Linked DNA regions of Homo sapiens: region 1 is linked to region 2. A link is a contact called in ENCODE Hi-C or POLR2A ChIA-PET data. All regions are on one chromosome and are shown on one strand. Each heading gives the region's core, a stretch centred on a gene start or an enhancer-like site at or near the end of the contact. The rest is flanking DNA. Distances are from core to core; before and after follow the strand shown.

What was found. Hi-C counts contacts between places; a loop is a spot of excess contacts on that map. ChIA-PET counts read pairs that join two places held with the same protein, here RNA polymerase II (POLR2A). Pooled maps may share reads with other maps.
Region 1: a map of endothelial cell of umbilical vein shows a loop between it and region 2 (7-fold over the local background). The contact joins the promoter of FGD1 here to the enhancer-like site in region 2. A Hi-C loop is called at or near these places in 2 of 168 maps with a recorded cell type or tissue (ascending aorta and endothelial cell of umbilical vein) and 14 of 50 pooled maps. POLR2A ChIA-PET finds 5 or more read pairs at or near these places in 4 of 52 experiments (H1, WTC11 and activated CD4-positive, alpha-beta T cell).

Annotation. Positions count from the first base shown.
Region 1 is chrX:54,492,722-54,498,806 of GRCh38, forward strand. It overlaps FGD1 (FYVE, RhoGEF and PH domain containing 1), which reads right to left and starts at 3,513. Exons shown (of 18, transcript NM_004463.3): 1 at 2,405-3,513. The coding sequence starts at 2,711. RefSeq lists a silencer at 3,576-3,625.
Region 2 is chrX:54,638,239-54,644,163 of GRCh38, forward strand. It overlaps a transcript of GNL3L not described here. Among named protein-coding and RNA genes, the nearest start is that of GNL3L, 110 kb to the left of the region's middle. RefSeq lists enhancers at 945-1,470, 1,037-1,166, 1,457-1,706. Within about 2 kb of position 1,558, at least 40 of the 41 ENCODE cell types and tissues checked have a DNase peak (open chromatin) inside an H3K27ac peak, as active enhancers do; they include ascending aorta and endothelial cell of umbilical vein, where a contact is called at or near this core.

The DNA of each region.
Region 1 (6,085 bases), core at 2,263-4,762, 140 kb before region 2:
TTGCTGAGGATTTATACCATGCTGCAGGCTTTACAACCATTAATTCATAGACTCCTCATTGCATTCTCTAGATGAAGAAACTGAGGTTCAGAGAAGAAAAGTCACTCACCCAGGGTCACAAAGTGAATTAGTTAGAATAGGAGGCCAGGTCCTTCCCTGACACTTGTCTTATTCCTAATCCCCATCTTGAATCAAAAAAAAAAAAAAAAAAGACACCCACTATGCAATTACAGAGGCAAGGACTTCGTTGGGGAAAAGGATCCTGGGAACTCTGTGTTGCCTTTTTGGGGAGGAGGAGAGTGGTTTAGGAAGGGTATTATGATTTGTAATTTGAATGAATTGGTGGATTGGGAAGGCATACTCAGAATCATCACCTTGTATTGATTACAGAGGCCAGAGACTGGGGGTCTAGACATTGCCCAGCTACTGACTTTCAGATCAAGAGTATCCAGAGGGCAGGAATTTGGTGTCCTTCTTTTAGGCAATAGTTACTGAGGGCCTACTATGTGCTTCTTTAGTATCTGTTTAGGCATTTATTTAATGAGGATTTCTTGAACACCTACTGCGTGTTAGGCACTGCGCTAGTTGCTGGGGATACAACAGTGAGCAAAAGAGATATAATCGCCTTGCCCCCATGGAGCTCACATTCTAGTAGAGGAAGATAGGCAATAAACGAGTAGACACATACAATAAGATAATTTCAGATTGTACTAAGTGCAAAGATGGAAGCACACTCACAGTCTCTGATGGAGACTCACAAGTGGCCCTACCTAAAGTGGTTAGGGACAGTCTCTTGGAAGAGGTGACATTTGACCTGAGACATGCAAGACGAGGAGCAAGCCAGGTGGAGGGCTAGGGGAAGAGCTTCCAGCCAGAAGGAAAAGCCAATGCAAAAGTCCTGGGGTGGGAGTGCTTGTGGCCTGTTTTGGCAGCTGCAAAAAGGCACTGGCTTTACACAGTGTCAAGGGGAGTTTGGAAAGCCAGCAGAAGTAACATGCAGGCCAAGGTGTTAAGGGCCTGTTGCCAGCTGGTTATCTTCAGCCCACACTGAGGGAGCCCCCTGAAATCTCCCAGAGGTTCCATGACTAGCCCAAGGTCATGAAGGCACCAAAAGGCACATCCTACCCATGCTTTATACTTCACTACTGCTACCTGGTGCAAGGCCACGGTCCCAGAGATCTGTGGAGCCTGAGGTGTGAACCCGGGAGCCCCCAAGGGCTTAACAACTCCTTCAGTCCCAGTGGAAGGCAGGGCAGATGTGCGCTGCTCTTCTTCTGTGGCTCCTGGGCTCAGGCCCGTATGAGAATGTCCCCAGATGGGGAAGGTCCTGCTGTGCTCCTCAGACACTCAGGTCTGTGTAGCACAAAGGCAGTGGTCTGTGGCCTCAGCCTGACTTAAAGCTGCTCCACCTTTTCAAATCCAAGAAACCATCCTGATTTCACATCACAACCAACCTCGTGGACCTGCAGCTCTCCAGCTCCTGCTACAACTGGCTTCTGCCTCTGTTGGCTTTTCTGCTGTCTCCCTACCTATCAGCCCCTCCAGCCTTCTCCTCTAGCCTGACTCCCAAGGCCCACCTCTTCCACCTTTCTCTCTCAGCACCTTCTACTCCTTCCTTCCCTTGTTCTCCCGCCACACACACCTGGCAAAATCTCAACCTTGGATCAATCCACCGTCTTTCTTTTTTTTTTTTTTTTTTTTTTTTTCCGCTCATACTCCAGGGCTGCTGAATAGTACAGGAGAAAATCACATAAGCAGAAGGCTTGGCATTACTTTCATGGTCTCCAGCCTCAGTTTGGGGAAGCAGAAAGACCACAGACTTTGGACACAAACAGATCTGGTTTGAATCGTGGCTCCATACTAGCTGTGTGACCTTGGGCAAGTTGCTTAACTTCTCTGAGCTTCAGTTTCCTTCCCTACAAAATGGGACTAATGGTATCTACTTCATGAGGGTTCCTGAAGCTGAAATGAAAATCCATGTAAAGCACCCAGTCCAGTGCCTGGTACAATGTAGGCGCTTGGCAAATGTAAGGCTCCTTTTTTTCTTCTGTTCTCCAAACGAAACCCTGGTTTCCCCAACCAAATATCCAAGGATTGCTGCCTTGCAATCCTCCCTCTTTTTCTCGCGAGTGCTCCCTCTCCCATTAGCCTCAGCAGACAGAGGAGAAGGGGGTTGGAGAGGTTGAGGGGCACAAGGGACAGAGAGAGGAGATGGGGACAGAGGTTGAAAGGACTGGACATAAGGCCAAGGGACGTGGGGAGGAGGAGGGGTTTGAGGGAACCCAAAGGGCCGAGGTAAGCGAGCCTGTTCCGAGGTGGGGCTTAGAGGGCTCGAGAACAAGAACCCGCTCCCAGTACCAGGCCCGTGGCCCGGGCTCCCATGCTCTCTCAGTCGCTCACTCACCAGGCCGAGGCTGCGAGCCCTCCAGGTGGTAAGAGAAGCGCAGGGCCCGGTGGTGCTGTGGACTGGGACCGCAGGGCAAGACCCGGTGGCCTGGAGCAGCGCCCAGGCTGGTGTCCGAGGGTCCGACAAACTGGGGATCCAGTGGGCCGCCAAGAGCCGAACCTGAGCCCCTGCGCGCCAGCAGTCCGGGTTCCGAGGCTCCAGGGTCCGAGTCGGCACAGGCCGGCGGAGCGGCGCCCGGCGGGTTCGTGGCCGGGTGTTCGGGCTCCGAAGGCCCGGCGCCCCCCGGGGCTCGGTGGCCATGCATGGTCCGGGCCTGGGCGCGGGGCCCGAGCTCCCCGCTTGGCTCCAGCTCCTGGGGCGGAGGCGCGGGCGGAGGAGGCCCGGCGCCCGGCGGAGCAGCGGCCTCAGGATCGGGGGGCGGGACTGCGGGCTCAGCCCCACTGCAGAGACTCAAGCCCCCAGCCCGGGCCCGGGCCAGCAGCCGTGGCAGCGGTGGCAGTAGCAGCAGCAGCAGCCGCGGCCACCGCCGCTGCCGTGCCAGGCATCGCCGGCCCCGGCCCCGGCCCCGCGCGGGGAGTGGGCTCGGCGGGGCCGGGGGCCCGCTGGGGAGCGCTGTCTATGCGGCTGCGGTTGGGCGAGGGTTGGAGGGCTACGCTCGGCGGGGACTCTCCGGTGGACGGCGAGCCACTTCCGTGGCCCCGGGGCGAGAAGTCGGTCGGATCCAAGTGCGGGGTCTCTTCTTTCTCCCCGAATGGGAATAGATCTGGGCTCTCCTGGCTGGTTGGGAAGCGTTCTTCCTCCCGCCGCAGCCGAGGCCGGGGGCGGAGGAGAGGGGAGGGGAGAGGAGGGGAGGGAAGAGAGAACGGCGGTGGCCGGGGGCGCGCGTGTGCGCTGCGCTTGGGCTGCGGGGCTCGCCTTCAGCCAGTAGTCCCAGACGATGCTCCAGCCGCGGGGGCAGGAGAACGGCCTGGGCCGGGCTCCACCGTCCTCCCCAGCTTCAGCCTGGGTCTCGGCGGCGGCGGGCGGGAAGGAGCCCTGGGAAGGGGGGTGGGGAGGCGGGAGCCTCGCAGAGGCAGCCGCAGCCACAGCGGCACTGGGACCCAGTTACCGGGGCCCCGCCCCCTCGCCCGGGATTTGCGCCTGACCACGCCCCCTCGCTCGGGGCCGCCTCACTTCTCGCTGCTACCGCTCTCAAGGCCCTCCTGCCCCTTAAAAAATTCCCCCTCAGCCTGCTTTCCCCACAGGCAAGTCTCCGGGCTCAACCCCCTCCCCCCATATCTGCCCTTCCATCCCATCTCAGGTCTTCCCCCCTCTGCTTGCCGTTCACTCTCTTTTCCAAAACCCTTTCTTCATGTTCCTGAGTGTTCCTAGGGCTTGGCTCATAGAGGACCTGTCTCTGATTCTCCTTCACTTTGCTCAGACCAGATATCTTGGTCCCTTACTTAGTCACTTTCTTAAATACCCTCAGTTCCCTGATTTGTCGCATCCGCCTGGCAACATCCCAGTCTTGAATCGGTCCAACTGTCCGCCTTTTCCATGCCTGCGCCCAGGCAGCTAAACATTGCTGGGGAAAACTATTCAACTTCACAGATTTGTGCCACTATAAACCCATGGTTCCCAGCTTCTACCAGGCCCTCAGTTTTGACCCACAACCCTACTAGTCAGCTCTCCCTCTGTTCTCCACAGTGACCATTTCAAACCTTCTCCTTTCCCCTCAAACCCCAAGTGCTCCATCTGCCCTGTAACCCTCAGCAAATAACCTGACCTGCTGCAGAGAGTAAACAGAGCCACCGTAGAGGAAGCTCTTGACTTTTTGCTACGAAGCCTAGGAATTTGTCCTTGCTCCTTCCCAACAGCATCTAAACATAGACCTCTTCCATCTAAAAACAAATAAACAATTACCAAGAATTCTGCCTCTCCAACCACCTCCTTCTCTTCTCTTCTACAAACTTCTCAAAAGAGTTGCCTACACCCAACTGTCTTCATTTTCCCACCTCCCACTTATCTTTCAACCCACTCCAATCTGCCTCCACTACTTGCTTGAAACTGCTCTCTCTCATCAGGGTCTGCCATGAAACATCTCACTAAATCCCATAGAATCTTTTCTTTTTTTTTTTTTTTGAGACAAGAGTCTCACTCTGTCGCCCAGGCTGGAATGCAGCGGCACGATCTCGGCTCACTACAATCTCCGCCTCCTGGGTTCAAGCGATTCTTCTGCCTCAGCCTCCCGAGTAGCTACGCCCAGCTATTTTTTTGTATTTTTAGTAGAGACGGGGTTTCACCATACTGGCCAGGCTTGTCTCGAACTTCTAACCTTGTAATTCGCCGGCCTCTGTCTCCCAAAGTGCTGGGATTACAGGCGTCAGCCACCGCGCCCAGCCCCCATAGAATCTTTTCAGAGGTTATCCTACTTGGTTTCTTGATAGCATTTGGCACTGTTGACCACTCCCTCCTCCTTAAACCACTTCCATGACACTGCACTTTCCTTGTTTTTCTTCTACTTCCTTAGTAATTCTTTTTTTACTTTCCAGGCTCCTCTTTGTCCAACGCTTTATGCTGGTGCTCTTCAGGGCTTTGGCCTGAGCGCTCTTGTCCTCTCTCTACATGTGATTTTTTTTTCTTTCTTTCTTTCTGAGACAGAGTCTTGCTCTGTCGCCTAGGCTGGAGTGCAGTGGCGCGATCTAGGCTCACTGCAACTTCCGCCTACCGGGTTCAAGCTATTCTTCTGCCTCAGCCTCCCAAGTAGCTGGCATTACAGGCATGCACCACCAAGCCCGAATAATTTTTGTATTTTTAGTAGAGACGGGGTTTTGCCATATTGGCCAGGCAGGTCTCCAACTACTGACCTCAAGTGATCCACTTGAGGAAAGAGAAGCCTCGGATTACAGGCCGCTCTTTTCTTTATCTCATTTGCTCCCCTGGCTTCAATGATCATATCTTTGCTGATGACTCCCAAATTGATACCTCAAAACCAGATATTTCTCCTGACCCATGCATTCAACTGGTTATTAGGCAGCTCTACCTGAATATCCCAGAGACACCTAAAACCTCAGCTTCTTCCCAACTCAAGGCATCCTCCTTCCAACCTGTTTGTCCTTCTTTGTGTCTTACCTTAGTGAATGACCCCAGTCAAAGCAGAAACCCGGGTTACACCCTTAATTCTTTTCTCTCCTCCATCACCCATGCAGTCACCAAGTCCCATCATTTTGACCTCCTACCAAATCTATTTATGTAGTCTCTACATTTCTGGGGCCACTACCCTGGTTTAGACCAGAACCATTTCTAACCTGCAATACTGTCACAGCCTCCCTATTTCAGTCTTGTTCTCTGGAATCTATTCTCTACACTATAGGCAGTGTATATCTTTTGAAAACATAAATAAGGCCGGGTGCGGTGGCTCACACCTGTAATACCAGCACTTTGGTAAGCCGAGGTGGGTGGATCACTTCAGGTCAGGAGTTCGAGATCAGCCTGGCCAAAATGGTGAAACCCCATCTCTACCAAAAATACAAAAATTAGCCGGGCATGGGGGCGGATGCCTGTAATCCCAGCTACTTGGGAGGCTGAGGCAGAGAATTGCTTGAACCCGGGAGGCGGAGGTTGCAGTGAGCCAAGATCATGCTGCTTCCAGCCTGGGCGACAGAGCGAGACTCGTCTCAAAAAAAAAAAAAAAAAAAA
Region 2 (5,925 bases), core at 308-2,807:
CAAGATCCTGGGTGCCAGACCCTGTTCTGGACTAAAAATATACAGCGAATTAGACACAGTCCACATTCCTGAGAATTGCTGTAGAAAATGAGGTAAGAAATGTAAAATCCTTCACACAGTGCCTGATACAGTGTAAGTGCTCAATAAACATTAAGTATCATCATCACCACCCTCACTACTATCATCATCACCTTCGATATCTTTCCATGTCAGTTTATATATAGCTCATTAAATTAATTAATTAATTAATTGAGATAGTCTGGCTCTGTTGCCCAGGCTGGAGTGCAGTGGCGCAATCTCCGGCCCACTGCAACCTCCGCCTCCCGGGTTCAAGCGTTTCTCCTGCTTCAGCCTTCTGAGTAGCTGGGATTACAGGCGCCTGGCTAATTTTTGTATTTTTAGTAGAGACGGGGTTTCACCATGCTGGTCTCGAACTTCTGACCTCAGGTGATCCACCCACCTCGGCCTCTCAAAGTATTGGCATTACAGCCGTCAGCCACCATGCCCGGCCTATATATAGCCCATTTTAAACTGATAAGTTTATCAACCATCTCCTGCCCCCACTGATACTTTCAATTTTTCGTTATTGCCAACAAATCAGCACGGCTTACACTTGTTCATAAGGCTCCTTGCAGTTTTTTGTCCTCTAGATCTAAGGTTCTTAAAGTGTGGTCTTGAACCAGTTTGCCCCAGCATTACCCTGGAAGTTGTTAGAAACACAAGTTCCTAATCTCTGATAGTAGATGGGCCACAACAATCTGTGTTTTAACAAAGCCCTGTAGGTGATCCGCATACACTTCTCTAGGAGTCTTGGATGTATATATATGGAAATGGGATTGCTGAGCCAATAGGATATATACCTTTAAAATAATGTTTTTTAAAATAAAATAGAGAGGGAGGGTCTCACTGTGTTGCCCATGCTGGTCTCAAACTCATGGACTCAAGTGATCCACCCACCTTGGCCTCCCAAAGTGCTGGGATTACAGGCGTTACATTAAAAAAAATTTAATAGTCAAAGAGCTCTCCAAATCAGGCACGAACTTTTACTTATATATTAAGGTCTTACTTTGAATAGGGTTACTAAGCCTGCTGAAATAACCCCTTTTCTTCCGGTACCCACTTTCATCCGACGTGCCCCGCCCGCCCGACTCGATTGCATCAGCCTCCTGTCAGCCCCGCCCCAGTGTACTTGCACTCGCAAGCGCAGCTGGGTTATCTTGGGACTAGACGCTCACGGGGCGGGGCTTCGATTCTCACTCTTGGAGCGGGGAGGCCAAAAGAGTCGGAAAGGGGCGTTATCTCTTTCGGAAGTGAGTGGGACAATGGCGAGCAAGCGGTCGTGAGCCTTGAGCTTTGCAGCTTTTCTTGGCTCCCATTTCCTCCTAAAGCCACGAGTTTACCAGCGTCTCTTACAAGTAGTGTGTCGCCACTTTAAAAAAAACATCAGGAAAGGAAAAGGGAGAACCCCGGAGCCCGAAGCTACGCCCGCCTGCGGCAGGGGTGCGCCAATTGTCCAGTGGTGAGGGCGCATGCGAACCATTGACAATGACGTAATCTTGCAGCTCACAGCCGGAGTGAGGCTTTCGGGGAGGGAGGAGCTCCGGTGAGAGTAACAGGGTCGGATTTGTCTGGGCCAGGCCCAGGCTGAGACGCCTACTAGGGGATGGAGGGCCCCAGAAGGAGGGAGAGGGAGGAGTCTTGGACTCTCTCGGAGAACGAGGCTGGGGCTGGCCACCGAGAGTGGAAGCCGCTGTCCAGAGGTTAGAGCCACCCAAGAGCTGGTAGTCGAGTGGCCGCCAGGGGGTGACCGTGCCTGCGTACGTCCACAAGTGGGCCCATAAAGACTGGCCCATATATTTTTGAAACTGTTTATTTTTGTATCTGTTTCCTCTTCTGCCCTGACATCCCAGAGAAAGAGTTGTGGGTGATTGACCTTTGAATCACCAGCACCTCGGGGAGGGCCTGGTACAAAGAAGACACATTTTTAAGGCGGTTGATTGACGGAAGGAAAAGACTGAAAAAACGAAAACAACAAGCCAAAAACCCCAAACCCAGAGATACCCATACATGACATAAAGTTAAGGCCTTTTTAAAAAGTAATAATAGAGGAGAAATTTTAAATGTCCATCAGCAGAGCTTGAGGCCATGCAGTTTTTAGGTTGTTGCAGTCAGAGTGTACACACAACCCTGCATCCTTAGTTATGGCATAATAATTTTTCTCTGTTGCTATAGAATCTCCACAGCCGTCATCTCTCAGCAATGGTTGTAGAATGTTCCATTAGACAGCTGTGCCACAATTCACTTAACCCTTCTCTTGTTGGATATTAAAACTACTTTCTAGTGTTTGACCACCAAAATATATCTCTGCAAGGAATAATTTTGTGCTTAGAGCTTTTCCTGTAGGAGTAGGGGTGGGTGGATATCGATTTAGGAGCAGAATTACCAGGAAAATGTCATAAACATGTTTTAGGCTCTTGTCGACCCGCTTTCCTGAAAGGGATCATACCCGTTGACATCAGAAGCCAAGTCCGAAATCAAACCTGGTGGACTCCGGGTCTTGTCTGTCTCCAGGCTGGTTTTAATTTCCGTATCCTGCAGCAATGCAGAAGTTTATTATTAGTTCTGACCTTTGGGGCAAGGCAAACACACACCAAAGGTTCGGGGACAACTTTAGCAACTGCAACAGCTGACATTGTGAGCGGGTGCAGCTCAGGTTTCAAGCTTGAGCAACTGGGTTGGATGAACTTGCCTCACTGAGACAGGGAATCTGAGAAGAGGAACAGGTTTGGGAGGGAGCAGATGAGATCAGTTTTAAATACATTTAGTTCGAGGTGCCTTTGGGACATCTAAAGGGAGGTATCCAGGAGACAGGCATACATACGGATAAACAACAGTTTTTGCCCTTCTCTGAACTCCCAGAGCTCCCTATCTGTGGATTTCTCATGGCTCAGTTTGCCTTTTACCTTTTACTATCCTCAGAGCTCCTTGAGGCCAGGATAAGGGCCTCATTCATTTGTGTATCCTTCCTCCCAGTGCCCAGTACAGTGCTTTATACCTAGAAGGCCATAAAAGTCTGTCCTGTATAATGAAATTTCATTGATTTCTTAATTGGATGATTCCTGCAGTAGGGGTCCTGATCTGGGTGAAAAAGTTTGGGAACCTTAAGAGTTCTGGGAAGGCTTCCTGTAAGAGGTGGCATAATGTTACCGTGAATAATTATGACTATTTGTTGAACACCTGCCATGTTCCAGTCACTCTGCTGCACACATGCATCAGAGATGCCACCACTATCTTTGATGGCCACTGGCCATCTTTACATCCCCTTCTGGGAGCACTGGCTCTACTTACAGCTCCTACCAAATGATCAAGCAAGGACTAACTATGTATTACATCCACCCTTCCTTTAGGATACAGCACCTGATCCAAGGCCAGCCCACAACCTGTGAGTTGTATGGCCCAGCTTTAGAAGATGAGGTGGGCCAATCAGATTGCTCTCTTGGGAATGTGAAATAAGAGATCCAGAGGAGAGTTGCCAGTTAGTTGTGGGGAGCTGAGCTGACAGGTCCAGTAGACCAGGATGCTGGGTAGGTGGGTGCAGCATTATGAATCAGGTCAAGTGCCTGTTAAAATCCTGGGGGAGCAGTTCAAGGTGGTTGGCTGAATGAGGAAGCTGGGGCAGATGTACAGAGAGAAGCAGACATGTAGTGCAGATGAATTACATTAATGGTAAAGCTCCAGAGCAGAGGGTCCATGCCTCATCCAGAAATTTCCTGCAGCTCCAGGCTTAATAAGCTTTATCTGTACTTCACTTCCTGCCCTTGGATTTCTGATTCGTGATCTAGCTTCACTGGGTTTCTGTTCCTTGCATCCAAAAGAGTCTTAACAAAAACAGCCTTTTAAATAGGTTTAATTTAATTTGCACTTCGGCCCTCTGAGGTGAGTGTACTTTTCCTCATTTTACAAGTGAAGAAACTGAGGCTTAGTGAGATTAACTTGACTAAGGTGACACAGCCAGTGATGGAGCTGGTCTGTCAGATTCTCTTAATCTTTTTTTTAAAAGCATTAATATGTTATTTTTATTTTTAAAAATGACCACAAGCTTGTCATATAAAAACAAAAGCAATCAATACAGACATAATCTGATCTGAACATCAATCAGCTCCTTCGACTCTTCCTTTCATTTATTTCCTTTCAATGTAAAGGAATGTAGCTCCAGCTACATTGGCCTCTGTTTCCAGAACACGCCAAGGTTGTTCTCACCTTTGGTCCTTTATACTGAGTGTTCCTTCTCTTTATTTAAAAAAAAATTTTTTTTCCTTCGCCAGCTTTAAACAGAGAGTCCCTTCTCTTTGTAATGCTTTTCCCCTTGCTTTTCCAGTGGCTGGCTCCTTCTTGTCATTGTCTTCACTCAATTGTCACTTCTTCAGAGAGGACTTTGCCAAACCACGCAGTATGAAATAGCCCACACAACTCTTGGCCCCACTGCTTTCTGTCATATAAACTCCTTTTTATTCCCTGCATAGCCCTTGTCACTGTTTGAAATTGCGTTGCTCATTTATGTAATTGTTTATTGTCTGCCTCCTCTTCAGAAATGAGAACAGAAGCCTTATCTGTATCCTGAGGATCTAAAACTGCTGGTATGTAAGTTCAATCAATATTTGTAGAATAAATGAATGTATAAACTAAAAACAAAGTTCTCATCCAATGCTTTTCTCTCCTAATACCAATCTCCAGAGACAGTAACTGTTAACAGTTTTGTCTACATCTTCCCATTTTCCATGCATATACAAACAAGCATGTATCTTTCTGCATAAAGATAAATATGAATATATGCTTTTGTTTACACCAATGAAAGTTCTATAATTGCCTTTTTCATATAACACTTAACATCTTCCTGTACCAATACATATACATCTACCTTATTAAAAACAAGACAAAACAAATTCATATTATTACAATGTATGGAGTTACCAGAATTTATTTAATTGGATGTCTTTTAGTGGTTATTTTTTTCTAATTTTTTGTTTTTATGTGTTGTAATATTGAAATAAATATTCTTATTATATATGTATTTGCACAAATGTCTCCCACACCCATTTGTTGTCTTTTGTCTTTGCTTGTGGTATATGCAAAGATAAACTTTGTTTAAACTTATATGGTTAGGTTTACCAATCATTCCCTTTATGGTTTTTGGGTTTTGTTTTCTTTTTAAATAATTTAATTTAATTTTAATTTTTATGGGTACACAATTTAATTTTTATGGGTTGTACATGCCTATGGGTTACATGTGATATTTTTATACCTGTTTATGATGTGTAATGATCCAGTCAGGGTAATTGGGATAACCATCACCTCAAACATTTATCATTTCTTTGTGTTGGGAATATTCCAAATCTACTCTTTTAGTTATTTTGAAATATACAATAAATTATTGTTAACTATAGTCACCCTATGGTGCTACCAAACACTAGATCTTATTCCTACCATCTAACTGTATTTTTGTACCCATTAACCAACCCCTCCTTATCCCCACCTCTCCACTACCCTTGCCAGCCTCTGGTAATCATCCTACTACTCTCTACCTCCACAAGATCAGTGTTTTCTTAACTCCCACGTATGAGTGAGAACATGTGATATTTGTTTTTCTGTGCCTGGCTTATTTCACTTAACATAATGTCATGCATGTTGTTATAAATGACAGGATTTCACTCTTTTTGTATGGCTGAATAATATTCAATTATGTATATATACCACATTTTCTTTATCAATTCATCCGTTGATGGACACTTAGGTTGATTCTGTGTCTTGACTATATTGAATAGTGCTACAATAAACATGGGAGTGCAGATATCTCTCCAATATACTGATTTCCTTTCTTTTGGATGTATACCTAGCACTGGGATTGCTGGATAATATGGCAGTTCT